Regions from separate parts of the Homo sapiens genome. Here region 2 is linked to region 1. Evidence: read pairs that join two places in POLR2A ChIA-PET (ENCODE). Cell type or tissue: MCF 10A. All regions are shown on one strand. Links, peaks and the distances in the headings refer to the core of each region. The heading gives the core; the rest is flanking DNA.

The links. Peaks named below come from ENCODE experiments on the same cell type or tissue, not always from the same donor. Only the 100,000 strongest peaks of a DNase experiment are listed, where the experiment ranks them.
Region 2: POLR2A ChIA-PET joins it to region 1 with 6 read pairs; 15 of 35 experiments call an interaction of 5 or more read pairs at or near these places.

The regions. Positions count from the first base shown.
Region 1 is chr5:119,358,897-119,364,275 of GRCh38, reverse strand. The region is part of intron 1 of TNFAIP8 (TNF alpha induced protein 8); the gene reads right to left. Among named protein-coding and RNA genes, the nearest start is that of TNFAIP8, 5.6 kb to the right of the region's middle. In MCF 10A, for the core only: no CTCF peak of the experiment used is centred there; DNase peaks (open chromatin) are centred at 1,345, 2,895 and 3,175.
Region 2 is chr5:119,288,430-119,293,808 of GRCh38, reverse strand. It overlaps a transcript of TNFAIP8 not described here. Among named protein-coding and RNA genes, the nearest start is that of TNFAIP8, 65 kb to the left of the region's middle. RefSeq lists enhancers at 3,225-3,414, 3,655-3,704, 4,163-4,402. In MCF 10A, for the core only: no CTCF peak of the experiment used is centred there; a DNase peak (open chromatin) is centred at 4,868.

The sequences.
Region 1 (5,379 bases), core at 105-5,104:
GGGTGCCTTTTGTTACTCATAATAAGCCTCTTTCAAACTTACCTGTTTATGTTAATGAGGTGACTCATAAACCAGAATGGGGAATGGTTAGCAGACGAACCAATCAGGTGATTAGAGGTTTAAAACTTTCAGTTCCCCCACTCTGGGCAGGGGAGACGGGCTGGAGACTGAGTTTAATCACCAATGGCCAATGACTTCATCCCACCTGGAGGTGCTGGGAGGGTGGCCTGCCTGGACAAGGCATGGAAGCTTGCATCCCTCTACTGTATTTTGTCCTACACATCTCTTCCAGTTGGCACTTCCTGAGTTGCATCCTTTAGAATAAATCAGTAAATGTTTCCCTGAGTTTCATGAGCTGTTCTAGGAAATTACTGAACCTGAGGGGCTGTCATGCAAATCCCCAATTTATACCCAGTTGGTCAAAAGTATGGGATGCCTGGCCTTGCAATTGCTGTCTCAAGTTGGAGGACAGTCTTGTGGGACTGAGCCCTTAACCTGTGGGGTCTGCCCTAACTCTGGACAATTAGTGTCAGAAATGAGTTAAATTATAGGACGTCTAGTCAACGTCCGCTGAAATTTGGAAAACTGGTTGGTGTAAGAAAGACCCTCTCACATTCGGTGTCAGCAATGTTGTGAATGTATAGGAAACCAGTTACTTTTCTTTTTAAGATGAATTAAATTTCCTGCCCATATTCACTTGTTACCCTCATGTACCACTGCATATTTTGTGTGATGCCACAGGAAGAGGCCTGTAGGCAAATGCTCTTCCAAATGCTGGTTGGAGGTGATGGTGTGACAATCTGGAAAGGAATCTACTGGCAACTAGGACTTGGAAAGCATGCAGAAATGGAGACGGCCAGCTTCTCAGGAGGCTGGGGCACTTGCTCTTGGCAGGGCAGTCACCTCCTGGGCCCCACATGCCTTCTTTCATGCCCTTGATCACCTGCTAAATACTAACTGAATACTGATGATATATTCCCATCCCTTAGAAGATGAGCTCCTCAAACCCAGGCTCCTGGTTTTAGCTGAGGCCCAAAAGGAAGACGAAGCAATCTTCAGCAGCTCTTCTCTACAGACAGGCTGACCACAGCCTCCACGGGGCTCTCGCCTTTCTGGCTTCCAAGGCCCCATGCTCTCCTTGTTTCTTCCTACCTCTTGAGCTACTCCATTTCTATTTCCTTTATTGGTTCCATCTACCTCTCTCCTTTGTAAAAGTGGATATTCTCAGAAGCTAAATCCATGGCCCAGTCCCCTCCTTTCCCTACAGTCTTGCTCTCAGAGACTACATATGGGGAATCAACTCTCCCTTTGTGACTGGCTACTCTCACACTTTCTTGGCGAGGCTCCTTATACTCAGGTTCAATCTTGCCCTCCAGACCAACTCATGGTTCTTGCCAGCTTGGCATTACTAAAACACTACTTTGCATCTGCCCTCCTCCATCCAGCTGAAAACCATCCTATTTCTTTTTTCTTTTTTTTTTTTTGAGACAGAATCTTGCTCTGACACCCAGGCTGGAATGCAATGGCACGACCATAGCTCACTGCAGCCTTGAACTCCTGGGCTCGAATGATCTTCCTGATTTTCCCAAGTAGCTGGGACTACAGGTGCATTCCACTGTGCCTAATTTTTAAATTTTTTTTGTAGAGATGGGGGGTCTCACTTTGTTGCCCAGGCCGGTCTTGAACTCCTGGGGTCAACTGACCCACCTCCTTCAACCTCTCAAAGTGCTGTAATTACAGGTGTGAGCCATTGTGCCTAGCCTTAATTTTTCCAATGGGGAAACTGAACTTCAGAAAGATTAAGTAGCTATTGAAGGTTGCACAGACAACCAGGAACAAAGTCATGAGTAGGATCAGTCTCCTGACTCACAGGGTCTTATCTCTGTTACCTACATACAATGTCCCCCTGGGAAAGTCCAGCTTCTAGACTGGCCCCATGTACCACTACAACATCACCACGAATGCCCACCATGATCACTGCTCTCCACACTTCTGTAGACATTCTTCCTGATCCCAGCACACAGCATAAGTAGGTTCCCTGTCACTCACTCTTTCTTTTTCTCTTCTCCATTTGCTTAAAGGAACTAGCTGGAATACAAGTTACCCCTCTTTGAAGTCACTTCTGTCCATCATGACTTTTGGTGAATACCCCCTCTTCTAGACTTTCATAGGGTCCACTGTCTGATCCTCTGAGCTGTACTCATCCCTCTCCATCATGTATTTTTGTACTATGGATGCACATGTGCTGTGTGTGATGCCCTGAACCAAAAACTCTCTGAAGATGGGGTTATCTACACACACATTTTTGCTTCTCCAGGCCCTGCAGAGGAGGTGCTATCTCAGTTAACATTTGTTGTTAGGAGTATCTGAGGCTCAAAGAAGGCAGCAGCAGGCAAGGGAGAGGGGCTGCACCCTGGAAGCAGGAGTCTACTGGACAGTCCATGACAGGCAGAACAGCCTGTGCCTCTGGGGACACCCCTGGTCCCCAGCTTCTCAGCCTGGCTGCGTAGGCCACATGAAAACACATATTGAAGCCAGGTGAGCTGGCACCAAGCATAAATGGCAGGTCAAACTGGAAGGAAAATTCATGAGCTGCTTATTCACTTCTTGACAGTCAACCCTGACTTCAACAAATGTGGTCTGGAGGCTTCAGGCACCTAAAGCTATCAGAGCCACGTAGGGAATTCTGCTTATAGTCTCTTTGCTTCATCACCTTCTTAGAAGAAACTCTGTTCCTAGTTACTTATAAAATTAACTATTATTCACTACAAAGCTGGAGAATGTATTATCATTAAGTCCACATAAACACAACTCCTCCCCTCCCCCATCTTCAAAACCATATAAATACCAGCTTAACTAACAGGCTTTACTCAATCTTACAGATTCCCAGGGCAGCACTCCCTTAGGCAATTTATTCCCAACTCAGCAGTTAGTCACTCAGGACATACTACATCCCTGTACCTCTTCTTCAAGGCTTATAAACTTTTAGAATAAAATTTAAGCAATTGCTCTTTCAGATATCTTGGTCAGCGGCTGGGGGGGCAGTGCGCTGCAGCCCCGCAAATGCTTCCTGAGAAAGGTGTCCTGACTCCCAGAGTGCACCGGGCCTGCTGCAATGTGCTCCAGAGAAAGAGAGGCTGTGGGATGTCTGCTTTTGCAATAGCACATTCTGTGTCAGAATGCTGACTCCCTTCCCACCCACACACATACATACCTTCTCCCCAAGGAAGAGTGTCTGTACCCAACCAACACCCTCAATAGCTAATTTTTCCTGAATGATATTCTCAAAGGAATGAAAACAAGTGAGCTCACTGTTTACCTGCCTCTCACTTGGTCTACAACTTTCAAAATCCGGGATCTAATAGGATCTACTTGCAGAGCTAAATTTTATTTCACAATGTCTCATGTTTTATTCTCTTGAGTTACACGTAGAAGGTGAAACAGGAAATCTTCATTTGTTTAAACATTCATCTGCGTTTTATAAATCCCCCCAAGAGGTAGTGAATGACAACTATACAAACAGACTAGGTCTGTCCTACTTCAAGGAGAGTGCATACAAATACCCAGGATGCTAAAACCTGTGTTTGCAAAAATCCTTGCTTGCAGAACATGTATTAAAGAGGATAGAAAGGGCTTGGCAATCACCTTGCTGGGCCTCAGTGCCTCACCTCTAAAATGAAGAGGTCAGAAAGAAGGATTGGCAAAGTCGCTTTTAGCTCTAAATCATGGTGATTCTATGTGTATTTGGTGGGAGAAGGGCACTTTAAATTACAGAAGACTTCTTACTACAGACCTTCCTTAAACATTAAAGATATACATATCATTTGGTTTTGTTTTAATTCAGCTTACACTATGTTTTAAAGAACAATCTTCTCTAAATGAAGACAGGTCTATAACCACACTAATCTCACTGACTTACAAGTTGCTAGCATAAAGACAGAAATGCTGACAAATAAATGATTTATAGGTAAATCCAGCAATTCTGCAGTGTTCTGAAATGCAATCGCTGGGTCCTGAGTTTTTCTGGCTCTACTGCATTCTCTTTCACCCACCCACTTTTTGGCTACTTCCTGGATCACCAACAGTCAGGAGCAGGAAATTTAATCATCCATATAATCCTGACTGTTCAATGGCGTAAGGTGGGGGCAAGAAAGGTAGGATGCATATTCAATATGATAAAAATTTCAGAAGTGAGGGGAAAAAAGCTCCAAATGCATTTAAGTTTACAGAGCTGGAGGTGTCTGGCAATGCCAAGTTATCAAGTGATGTCCACTGTAGAGGAGAGAGTATGATAGATCTCTAAATGGATTTTCCACTTTTAGTCCTTGTCAGCACACAACACTCCAAGCCTAATGACTACATAAAAGGAAACAGATAAGCACGTCAAAGTCCGGTGTTTAAGAGCATATGCTGTACCTTTTACATTATGTATGACATCAAGGTCAGCTATACCCCTTGGTTTCATCAGAGCTGAACCACTGCTTTAACCTCCTTTTCTCTTCATTCCCTCTGCAAAGCAAAGGCTGGGGAAGGGCAGGAATAGGGGAGAAAACTTACAAAATAGTCCTTAGTGATGAATGATATTATATAAGCTGCCACACCATGTGAGGTTAAAACAGAGTACTACACAGTGTGGTAGCTTATAAAATATCATTGGGATTCTTATTACAGAAGAGGATATTAATCACCACTACGGAACAACTAAACTTTTTTTTTTTTGCCAAGGATTAACTTTAAAGAATGGAGACCATTCACTCAATCTACAACATTTAATGAGCACCTTTTACTCTGTAGGTCCTAGACATACAGCGGGGAATAAAACAGACATTGTTTTTCCCTGCAGAGCTTGTGGTCTAGAAGAGATGTTAAGCAGTGTGGGGAGAGCCAGCAAGGAAAGGAACAGGTGCTCTGAGAGAGGGCGACAGGGGATCTGAGTTTAGGTTCAGAAAAAGCCTCTTTAAAGAGCTGACCAAGAAAAGGAGGTCAGGTGGAGAGAAGGATATTTTGGGCAGGAAGACCAGCAAGTGCCAATGTCCTAGAATGGGGAGCTTGAGTTCTTCTATATGCAGAAAAGAAGGAGCCAGGAAGGATATGGGCTGACTGGTGTAGGAGGAGCCCAAGGTGGAAGGCGGGGCATTCTGCAGTAGGAATGACACCTGTTCCACAGACACAGGGAGGATAGATGTGGACGGAGATGAGTCTGTCAGTCTGGGAACAGGACGTTGAGGGAGTTATCTAATGGCTACTGTTTTCTTTGTGAAATAGCAGGCCTGGTGAGGCATGAGAGTAAGAACTGGGTGAGGTGGTGGTGGGAAATGGCTACTATGGGCAATGGAGGAGCGAGCCAGACTCACTCACCACTCAATCCTCACTCTTTTC
Region 2 (5,379 bases), core at 152-5,151, 71 kb after region 1:
CTCTCATCTGTAACCCACCTTCAACAATAACCAGTATTTTGCCAATCTTGTTTCATTTGTACCTCTCTACCCCTTGACTCTTCTTTTGTTACCATTTTTCCCCATAGCCTTATTGAGATATAATTTATCATTGTAAGTGTACAATTAAATGATTTTTAGTAAATGTATACAGTTGCGTAACCATTACCACAATCCAATTTTTAGAACATTTCCTCATCCGGAATAAATAGTGACAATATAGTACACATACACAATGGAATACTGTTCAGCCTTAAAAAAGAAGAAATCCTGTCATTTATGACAACATGGATGAACCTGGAGAACATTATATTAAGTGAAATAAGCCAGGCACAGAAAGACAAACACCACATGATCTCACTCGTATGTGTAGTAAAAAAGCTGAACTCAGAAATGAGTAAAATGGAGGTGACTAGAGGTTGAAGGTTGGGGGATGGGGAGATGTTGCTCAAAAGACATAAAATTTCAATTAGACAGGAGGAACAAGTTCAAAAGGATCTACTGTACATCACAGTAGCAGCAGTTAATAACAATCTATTGTACATTTGAAAACTACTAGAAGAGTAGATTTTTCAGTATTGGCACCACATATGAAAAAAAAGGGATGTGACGTAATGCATGTGTTAAATGGCTTGATTTAGCCATTCCACAACATGCATATATATCAAAAATCATGTTGTACACACATGTATATACAGTTTTTAGTTGTCAATTAAAGTAAAATTTAAAAACAAAATTAAAAAGGACTCCTGCCATTGGTGACAACACAGATGAACCTGGAATAATGCTAAGTGAAATAAAAGTCAGACAGATAAAGATAAATACTATTTTTTTAAAAAAAAGAAGAAGAACATTTCATCATCCCACAGCAGCCATTTTTAGTTAATTCCCATTCTTACTTCAGCCTCAGGCAGCCACTAATCACTTGCTGTTTACAGATTCGCCTTTTCCAGGCATTTCACATGAACAGAACCACACAGTATGTAGCCTTTTGCATCTGGTTTATCTTACCTGGCACAATGTTTTTGAGATTCACCCATGCTGTAGCAGGTACAGTACTTTGTTCTTTTTTATTGCTAAATAGTATTTCATTGTGTGTGTGTGTATATATATATATATATATATATATATATATATATATATATGCTACATTGATTATTCATTCACTAATTGGTGGATATTTGAGCTGTTTCCAGTTTTTGGCTCTTATGTATAATCTTCTATTAACACTTGCTTATAAGTATTTGTATGGACATGTTTTCATTTTTTGGGGTAGACATCTGGAAGTAGACTTGCTGGGTTTTGTACTGTCTTTTACCCAACAGAATAACAAAATACCATATGATATAATGTTTTATTTAATAAATAAGGAAATGAAAAGTCCAAAGACATTAACTAATTTCCTCATACTCACAGTTCATTGGTGACAGAGAAAGAATTCAAACCCAGTACGGCCCATTCTTCTTTTTTTCTTCTTTTCTAATCAGTTTCATTCCTGCTCCTCCCAGAAACACTCCTCCTGGAGCCCTCCTCCTTCAGCTCTATTCTAGATGGGCTCTTCTCCTTGGGCCAGAGCTGCAATAGGGAACTTCCCTTCTCAAGTCCTTCTGGGGCTCCCCTTTACCTCCTGCAGACTTTCCCACCCCTACTCCCATCCTAAAGCCTCTGCTTCACCTATGCCTCTGGGGAACTGGGGAACTCTCATTTCTGAGCCTTCCTGGCATTCTGTGAGCAAATCAATCGCTTCCGGTCCTCTCCCGGTGAGCCCTGCAGGCATTTTATTCTTGACTTCACTTCTCCTCTCTGCAAATGCATTTGCCATCACTTCATCTGCTTTCTATCTTTAGGTCCTGTATGGGTCAGGGTTACAGATGTCTCCAAGGTTTATAAGGATACAGTCTGCATTCCTGATTTTCATTCTTTTAGTTTGAGGGAGATTTTCAAGAGACAAAAGCAAAAATGTCTTTGCTAGTTTGAAAGAAGAAATCTCCAACTTTCTTGAAACTATCTCTTGAGTGAAATACTTACCCGGGCAACGAAAATACAAGGACAATGAATGACTATTCCATTCAAACTAAGGGGCATAAGAGGGAAAAAACTCTGCCCCAAATCCTAAAAAGGAATTTTATCCCATAAACATATGCATGAAAGAGGCTGCCTTTCACTATTCAAAGATGAAAGCAGCCCTTCCTGCACTCCGTGGCTGGTACTGCCTCATTAGTTTAACTTACGCAAAATAAGAACACTCTTTGAAGCTAAAAATAATCCATGAGTTTTTAAAAATAAAATTATTATTCCAAATTTCCTAAAAATGTTATGGCAAATGCCAAGCACGCAGAACTGATTCTGAACACTTTTTTCCACTTACGTAAATCGAATCCACTGCAATTGCTCCCTCTTTTGAAAAATGCTTAACTGTAAATTATGCATGACAGGCCGAAAACAGTGGCTGTACACACATGTAGCAATTGGCTGCTATTATCCAAGCAGCTAGCAGGTAGTTATTGGGCACCCAGTGTGCTAGATACAGCAGGGGAAATAGAAACAGATAAAGACATGGCCCTATAGCCCTTGCTATCTACTTGTGATAACAAGATAAATACACGAAAAGTTAAATAGTACAAGGTAGTATGTGATCAAGGGACATGGGCAAAAGTGTTACACAATTTTAGAAATTAGAGAGCTGACTACCTGGATAATACTGGAAACAAACGAGAAGGGCACCAAAACCCTAAAGGTCATACACAAACTAAAGCTAAAATATGCCAATGATTATGTCAGTTGCCTGCTCAAAAACCTTCAAAGACCCATCACTAATAATCAAAGAAAGTCCAAACTCCTTAGCTTGGCATGCAAGACCCTACAGGCCCTGACCCCTTCCTACCTGACCAGGCTTTACTCCAGCCACACTGCTCCATTAATGTCCCTTGAACACACTGACACCAGCTGCTGTCCGCCCTGCTTTGCTCCTGATGCCCTATCTCAGCCAACACCCTTTCCCTCAACCTCAGCTACTGAAAATCCATCAATTTTACATTCTGCCTCCTTCCTTTGAGGCATCCCAACACTTCTTTCCATTATTATGCAGATCTTCGCCTCTTCATACAGCCAGTCTCCAAGATGCCCCCAATGATTCCCACCTCCTGATATTCATTCTTTTGTGTAATCCCCTCCCATATGACCTGTGTAACCAATAAGTCACACACCAACAGCAATGGAGATCAAGCAAAGCTTGATCATAGGAGACATCTGAGGCTTCCACCTTATGTTCCCTTGGATCACTCACTCTAAGAAGAGTCATCCACCATGTCATGAGGACACTCCAATAAACCTGTGAAGAGGTTTACATATTGAGGAAGTGAGATTTCCTGCCTAGAGCGACTACCACTTGCCAGCTGCATAAGTGAACCAGCTTAGAACTGGATTCTCCAGCCGCAGAGAATGTTCAGATATCTGTTGACCTGGCCAGCTCACCGACTACAATCCTATGGGAGACCTCAAGCCAGAACCAACCAGCTAAGTAGCTCTCAAATTCCTGACCCACAGAAAGTGTATGTAACCATAAATGTTTTTTGTTGTTTTTAGCTACTAAGTTTTAGTAATCTGTTATGCAGCAACAGACAACTACTACACTTCACTTATGTATGCTGTATTGCATTCCAATTATTTCTGTCCTAACATTTTTCTTACAACTAGATTAATAAGTCCTAGAGGGCAGAGAATTTCTTTCTTTAACATTTTTCAACTCTGCATGCTTTAGTAAGACATTTAGTAATCATTAGTTGACTGAATGATGAGAGAATTTTTAAACTTAATGAAATCGTTGGTGAAGCTGTGTCTTGGACTGACTTCATAATGGTTTTGAATGATTTTGTAATTTATTTTTAACTTTAAGGACTTAGTAGTGTGAAAGTAGTAACAGCTGGCAGCCTGAATTCTGATCCCAGCCCTGGCTTTTAGAAAATACTGCCAAAAATATAGAGAGATCTCGCCTCACTTCTACCTCGGACTTTTCTCCCACTCTGGCTTTCCTAACTTATCCCAGGGCAAGAGCAGCTTCAAAGTGTCAGAGGTGGTAAATGGGCATTGGAGCAAGGCAAGAATTAGTGATGGGAACAGGAGGAAGAGGCTGGCAATAATAAACAGCAGCCATGTACAGGATTTGGTGTCAGTCAGCCATGTCTAAGCAGCTTGAACCTGGTAGAATCCCCTTGTGCCAGGCACCCTGCCTCAGCCCCAGAAACTGATAGCATTTCATAAGTTTTTATTTGACAAGATTTCTTCTGAATTCTCCAATCTTTAAAAGAGGTTTCCAGCCCAATACAGGTCTTCTCTTGAAGTTATGGCTAAGTACAGCCTAGCACAGTCCTTCTCTTACAAACCTAACAGTCCTCTTAGGTCTTCTTGGGATCCAGTGAAACTGCTCTGGGTGACTAGTAAGACCGAATGCCTCTCTTTAAGTCATAAATAAAAACAGAAACAAACCTGGACCAATCTTTTGGCAGTTCTTTCACAAATAAAACCACAGATACCACACAAAGATACACACTATTGGGAACACAAGTCTGATAAGTATCCCTTTGCGAAATTATAGGAGATTTGATTGTATACAATAAGTATAGTAAGGTGTGATCATGATATAAAATACACTAATTCCTAACAGGTAAGCTGGCCCAGCAGGTAAATTTACTTTGAATCAACATTTGTATTAATGACTCTGCATGATGAAAGAAATAGCAAAATAATTAAGAACCTCCATAAAAGAAAGCTACAAAACCGTGCTAGGAAGCAGTTGGTTCTCACTGTAAAAAGGAGTGAATGTGGCTTTAAGCCAACAAAAGGAGCACAAATCTAGACAATTTAGCCTAGGGCCAAAGCAAGATTCATTCCAAGAATGAGTAGTAAGTGCTTGTTATAATTCTGTGCAGTTTAATTTTAAATGCCCTTCTCTCTCTTTGGAGACTACATCCACAAACTTCAAAGAGATTCTGGTATTTAGTCTAATTCTTTCCATATGTTAAACACACCTCATTGCCTATAGGCACCAGTCAGATTAGTTTCTTCTGAAAAAAGAGGTTAGAGATTGATCCTTCTATGTAAAATTATTTCATCCTATTAGTGTTAGGGACCTGAAATTTATTAGCAAACAACTTGGGGTTAGTTATACAAGCCTGTTGATAAGGAAAGGCTGCCTTCCAGCTGTTCCCAACAGCTTTTCTAAATAAAGAGCCATTGCTTGAGCAAAACTCTGTCTAATCTCTTAAAGATGTGTATTTAATTAAAGAAAACTTTTTTCCAGTGGCTCAAGACCTTAATCCCATTGATTGTGCTGCAAACATCAATCAAATCATTTGTTAATGT